Regions from separate parts of the Homo sapiens genome. Here region 1 is linked to region 2. The links are chromatin contacts, found by Hi-C or POLR2A ChIA-PET in ENCODE. All regions are on one chromosome and are shown on one strand. The core of a region is the stretch at or near the end of the contact, and the rest is flanking DNA. Distances in the headings are between cores, read along the strand shown.

Region 1 (3,044 bases), core at 120-2,619, 340 kb after region 2:
AAGCCAAGATCGTGCCACTGCACTCCAGCCTGTGCAACAGAGTAAGACTCCATCTCCAAAAAAAAAAAAGAAAAAAGAAAAAAAACACAATGAGATACCACTTTACAGCCACTAGGATGGCTAGAATCAAAAGAATGGACAATAGTAAGTTTTGTTGACAATGTGGAACCCTCACGCATTGTTGATGGGAACAAAATGGTGTAGTCACTTTGGAAAACAGTTTGATAGTTCGTCAAAATGTTAAATATATAATTACCATATGACTCAACAATTTCACTTCTAGGTATATACCCAAGAGAAATAAAGCATATGTCCACACAAACACTTGCACATAAATATTTATAGCAGCATCATTCATAATAGCTAAAAGGGAAAACAGCCCAAACATCCAACTGATGACAGACAAACAAAATGTGGCATATCCATACAATGGAATGTTATTCAGCCATAAAAAGGAATGGGGAATGGATCCATACCACCACATAGGTAACCTTGAAAACACTAACTGAAAGAAGCCAGATGTGAAGGTCACATATTGATACTTCTATTTATGTGAAATGTTCAGAATAGGAAAATCTATAGAGCCAGAAAGTAGATTTGTGGTTGCCAGGGGCTTTCGATGACAGGAGGGGAGGGGAGCAGTCATTGCTAGTGATTACAGGGTTCTTGAGAGGGAGTGAGAAAAAATGTTCTAAAATGTATTGTGGTGATGGTTGCATAACTCTGTGAACATACAAAAACCATTGAATTCTATACTTTAAAAAGGTAAATTTTATGGGATGTGGATTATAGCTCAATAAAGCTGTCATTAAGAAAGGAAAAGGAAGGGAGGGGAGAAGAGGGAAAGGGGAGGGAGGGGAGGGGAGGGGAAGGGGGGAGAAAAAAGATACATCGTGGCATATCTCTTCCCTTTTACCTGTCATTATGTGTCAGTGCCTCCCATTGGCCTAAACTACCCAGAAGCCAGAGGGAAAGCCATTTGGGACTATATTCCACTGTGACACTGAGCAGAGCAAGGGAAGGATGGGGACACTTCTCTCACACATCTCTGACTCCCCAACATCTAACCCATGGCCTGGCATGTGATATTCATGCTATAAATATTTGTTGAATCAGTAAATGGCCCCTCATCTAGATTCTGCCAGGCAGCGCAGGGGGCTTTTTGAATGTAAATGACCTAATGATTCAGGATCCTATGACCAGCGACTGTCACCCTCTGTCACCTTTCTTCTGCCCCTTTATCTCTGAAGGCATTGAAGGGGCCCTGCATGAGTCAGGGAGGGCTGGGGGGAGGAGCAAGGGTGGGAGGGGCAGGGAAGAGGGTGGCTTCTCCGACAACTTAAAAGGGGCTTGAACCACTTCCTCCCCAGACAGGGGTAGTGCGAGGCCGGGCACAGCCTTCCTGTGTGGTTTTACCGCCCAGAGAGCGTCATGGACCTGGGTGAGTGAGCCTCTTCATGTGAGAAGGAACAGTACCAGGGTCTTGGACACCCAGACTGACCCTGTGGAATGGGGGTGGAGGATGCGGGTGGAGCGCATAGGGGTGCTTCCTGGAGAAATCAGTTCTGATTTGGTGGGCATTGGAAGCTACTTCCAGAGAATGCCCCCTGCTGTCCCAGGAGGGGTGCACCTGCCCTTTCAGACCTGGAGAAGGGGTCAGCCTTTGGTGCCAGTGGGGACAAGGGAGGGGCCGAGATCATGTCTTTCTAAAACAGCAGGGACATAAGAGAGTGGCGGGGCTGGGCTTGGTGGTCTGGCAGAACCTGTTCTCATCATGAGGGTGATAGGTTAGGCCCTCTGGGACCTCTGGGGACAGGTTTCAACAGAGAAATTCTCCCTAGAGAGCTTAGGACCTTTTACCCACTCTCTGATTCCCACCTTTCTCCCCTGCCAAATATTCATATACCTGTCCACTTGGGGTCATGAGGAGATGCAAATGAAACGTGACTGGGTTGTGAGAATGGTGCGGTGCATTGCAAATGCAAGCTCTGGTTGCTTTCTCTCTGCTGCACATCCCACCTGCTTTGATCTGGCTTTGCTGTTGCCTCTTGCAAGTTAAGGAACGGGCAGGCAACATGGAATGGGATGGCAAGGGGCACTCAGCTTGGAGAAATCATAGCCAGGCCTTCAGCACAGCCCCTGCCCCTGAGCAAACCTCACGCACTCTGCCCCGGCAGATAACTCTACTCTTTAGAAAGCCCTTTCTCAGGTCTAACCTAGAAGGGGTCAAGGGGAAGCACTGAGGGTGTTCTGAGTGGTTCATCCAGCTCCAGACGCCCCCTTTATAAATCTCAGCTGTGGAGTCAGACCAGGCTGAGGCTAAGAAGACCAGGTTCCTAGATGGCTTGTCTCACCAGCAAACAATGCACCACGGCGGCCTCAAAGCCGCAAAGGGTTGGCTTTAAAAAGTGAAGGTTCCCTGGTGCTGTCCTCACACCCCTCCTCGCCACACCACAGCCTCCTTGATTTCATCTCTTACTTTCCCGCCTGCCCTGAACGCTGGATCTGGACCCAGCAAACAGCTGTGAAAGGGTTAAAGTGGTCACCCCACCCACTGACTGTGAACTCCTGAAAGGCAGGTTCAGGTGCTTTGAGGATGTGAGGAGAAAATGTCTGCGGAATGAATGAATACACCGTATCAAGAACTCCGTAGAGTTTAGTTTTTGAAAATCTCTTCCAAATGCCTCATTTCCCAGCCAATCTACCCTTAAATCCCACTCCCCTGCACCCCCTCCACCACCCCCCATCACAATCCCACAGTACAGACGTCACCCACAGAAGACCCTGCTCCAGCCTTTCATACTGGCCTCCAGGAAGGAAACCAAGCAGTGCCCAGTGGTGTGCTACTGGGCATTTGAAAAGCAGCTCCCCGGGGTGGAGCACTGGTAGCTGACTCCAGGGTGGAGGGAAAGTCCTGAATTTGTAGTGCTTGCCAATTTCCATGGTGTAAATTCTCCCACCCTGGCTGATTGATTTCAAGCCATCTACATGACTGAACAGGGGGTTGGGAAGATGTGCAGAGTGTCTTACCCCAGACTAGGTTT
Region 2 (3,295 bases), core at 264-2,763:
TTCTTTAGCTTTTATTTCCATTTCTTCCGTGTGTGTGTGTGTGTGTGTGTGTGTGTGCTGCCACTGATACTACTTTTCCCTCTCAGCGATTAAAAGAAAAAAAGATACATTTGAAAAAGTGGTGTATTATCTATTCTGTTAATATGATGTCAGTATTTATGAGGTGTGGTCTTTGTGCCTCTTTTTAAAGATATAAGGAATTACTCCATCGCCAAAGTTCGGTGGCTTCTCATATCACAGAGTAAAAGGCAGGTTCCTTGCTGGATGATGGCATCCACATCCCTCACCATTCACCTCCGAATTGCTGAGGTCCTTTCCACCACCCTCCCTTCCATCCCTGAGCACCCCCACATCCCCACTGCTCCACCCACACTCACACCTAAACTGCTATAGACCTTTGCACCTGAGCTGCCATATGGCTCTTTTCTTCCTGCTGTCATTCAAATACCACTCTCACAGGGAGGCCCATTCTCATCTCTCTACACACAAGGGCAACTTTCCCAGCCCTCCCCACCCTTCCTTTTTCTCCTCTGACCTACTCCCTTCACCTCTAGCTCCCACCCCTGAATCTAAGTTCCGCCAGGGCAGAAACGTTTGTGTTTTTTTAACTACTGTATCCCCAGCATCTGCAACAAAACCTTGCACACACTGATATTCACACAGACTTGTGAATTCATGAATGAATGCGTGAGTGAATGAATGAATACATCATATACTATACAAGGTTCATAGTAAAAAATAGCAGCCCCTGGTGTCCCCACTCCTGAATGTTTCTCTCTGAAATCTTTTAGCTATTGTTTCTGGTATTAACCTGCATATCTCTAAGGAATATGCTTACACTGCTATTTCTTGTTTTATCAACTTAAGACGTTAAAGACCGGGCACGGTGGCTCACGCCTGTAATCCCAGCACTTTGGGAGGCCGAGGTGGGCGGATCACGAGGTCAGGAGTTGGAGACCATCCTGGCTAACACGGTGAAGCCCCGTCTCTACTAAATATACAAAAAAAAATTAGCCGGGCGAGGTGATGGGCACCTGTAGTCCCAGCTACTCGGGAGGCTGAGGCAGGAGAATGGCGTGAACCCAGGAGGTGGAGCTTGCAGTGAGCCGAGATCACGCCACCGCACTCCAGCCTGGGCGACAGAGCGAGACTCCGTCTCAAAAAAAAAAAAAAAAAAAAAAAGAAGACATTAAAGACCTAAATCCCCATTGTAGAAGATGGCATCACAGGATTCTTACACCATCTCACACCTCCGGTTGCCATTTCTCTACCTTTCCAGTGTGATTACATCACATTGTCTTATAATTTACATATATATTATCTGTATGGGGTTTATATCCCTTTGCTAGAATGAAGCCTTGTCAGCAGGAATTTGTGTTTGTCTTGCTCACGGAAGTATCCTCATGGCCTAGAACAGTGCCAGGCCCTCAGCAGGTACTGAGTAAATATTTGTGGAGTGAATGGATGAATTCTGAGATTTATGGGCTGTGACTTATCCACCAGTTACTCATCGCTGCACTTTAGGGATGCGTGGGCCACCTCCATGTCCCTGTGCTTTTCCAGCTTGGACTCTCCCTCAAACTCTGCACTTTCAGGAAAACTTCAATGACTCCCTCCCACCCAGCTTTACTTGGGGATCCTTCCTCTATATCCACAAATCTTTTCGTGAACATTATATATAATTCCCGATTAGTCACCGTCTCCGGCTAGGCTGCCGCCTCCTCGGAATCATGGACTGTGTCTTGATTTCTGAACCCTATTGGCTATCACAGCATCCCACCTATTGTAATTGATTCTCAAGCAGCTATGAATGAAGGACACACAGTCCCTGCTTGCCACTTGGAGGCAAGAAAGAAACGACATCTTCCTGTTCCTGGTGAGCCCTAGGGTGAGTCACTTCACCATTTACAGAGATAACATGTGGCTCGATTGCTTCTTCTTTCACTCTTCACTTCCCCAGGTTAATAATTGCCAGATCATGTCATACTCTTTATTTTTTCAACCATTTCACTTCTTGCCATCCCTTTCCATGTCCAAATCTCCCTCAGAAATAAAAATAAATTTCAAATTAGTCAGAGCATCGTGACTTCTTTCAAAGTTAGAATTACTGCCTTATGAAACATGTGATTCAATGTGGGGCTCCGCTTGACAAGATCAAGCATTCTAAACTAAAATGTACAACCAGTGGAAATATCTTCCTGCTCCTCGACTACTGATACTTTACAGCCATGGTTCTCCAACTTTACCATGCATCCGAAGCACTGGAAAGACTTGCTAAGATGGAGCCACAGATTGTGGGGTCCCACTCCCAGAGTTTCTGAGCCAGATAATCAGAGTCTGGGAATTTGCACTGCCACAAGCTCCTGGGTGCTGCTGATGCTGCCAGTCTGAAGCCCACACTTTGAGAACCCTCGCTTTCCCATAATGCTTCAAGAAGTCTTAGGCACTAAGTTGATGCACCTGTGAAGGGGTTAGATTTCCCTCCTCCCTTCCCACCACCGCCAAGATAAGTAGTTGCTGAGTGCAACATTACAGCACTTCTTAAACTCTAATAGGCACACAGATCACCTGTAGATCTTGATAAAATACAGATCCTTATTCAGCAGGTCAGTGGTGGCGATGGGTGTGGGGTGTGGGGGTGGCCTGAGATCTGTAATCAGCCCCCAGGTGAAGCCAATGTGGCTGACTCTCCGCCTAAACTCTGAGCTGCAGGCATTACAAATTATACCAAGTCCATTAGTATTAAAAGAAAGTGACTTTCTTAGGTCTCAAAGCTTTGAGTAGTTTTTGATTTGATTCAGGCATTTGATTCAGGTCTGAGCTCTGAAACTACTAATATACTTTCTTTTTTCCTCATGAGTCATCTTGAGAATATACTTTTATTCTTTGTTTAACATTTTTACAACATAGAAACAAGTTAACATTTTTAACTTTCACCCATATAAAACTTCCAACATGAATGGGCCCAGCTGACTCATTGTCACTGCCCAGAGATCTCTGAGCTCTATTCAAACACTGCAGATAATTGTAAACCTGGAGACAAGGTTGGGAGGGTGGGGCTGTTTATCCTTGTTGATTGAGAAACCTACTCTTTGTCCTGTGCTGGTGTTTTGTTACATAGTTACAGCACTTAGCCTTTCATTGAAATCCTGCCTCAGAACACCATTATCTAATGCATTATTGATCTCGATTCTCCCAAAGGCCTGTGTTATCTCTTTTTTATTTCTTAAGCTATAAAGAGATTGTGGTGATGGGGAAGTGAAAGAGAAAACACCTCCCAAACCTACCTGATCCA

What was found. A loop is a pair of places that touch in the nucleus more often than their neighbours do. ChIA-PET counts read pairs that join two places held with the same protein, here RNA polymerase II (POLR2A). Pooled maps may share reads with other maps.
Region 1: a loop to region 2 is called in a map with no recorded cell type, with 5 times the contacts of the local background. The contact joins the promoter of CCR7 here to the enhancer-like site in region 2. A Hi-C loop is called at or near these places in 3 of 37 single-sample maps with no recorded cell type and 2 of 50 pooled maps. POLR2A ChIA-PET finds 5 or more read pairs at or near these places in 1 of 52 experiments (activated CD4-positive, alpha-beta T cell).

What each region holds. Positions count from the first base shown.
Region 1 is chr17:40,563,797-40,566,840 of GRCh38, reverse strand. It overlaps CCR7 (C-C motif chemokine receptor 7), which reads left to right and starts at 1,369. Exons shown (of 3, transcript NM_001838.4): 1 at 1,369-1,441. The coding sequence starts at 1,432. RefSeq lists an enhancer at 1,814-2,730.
Region 2 is chr17:40,901,934-40,905,228 of GRCh38, reverse strand. All of the region lies in intron 1 of LOC105371777 (a long non-coding RNA gene), which reads right to left. Among named protein-coding and RNA genes, the nearest start is that of KRT20, 18 kb to the right of the region's middle. Within about 2 kb of position 1,513, at least 8 of the 41 ENCODE cell types and tissues checked have a DNase peak (open chromatin) inside an H3K27ac peak, as active enhancers do.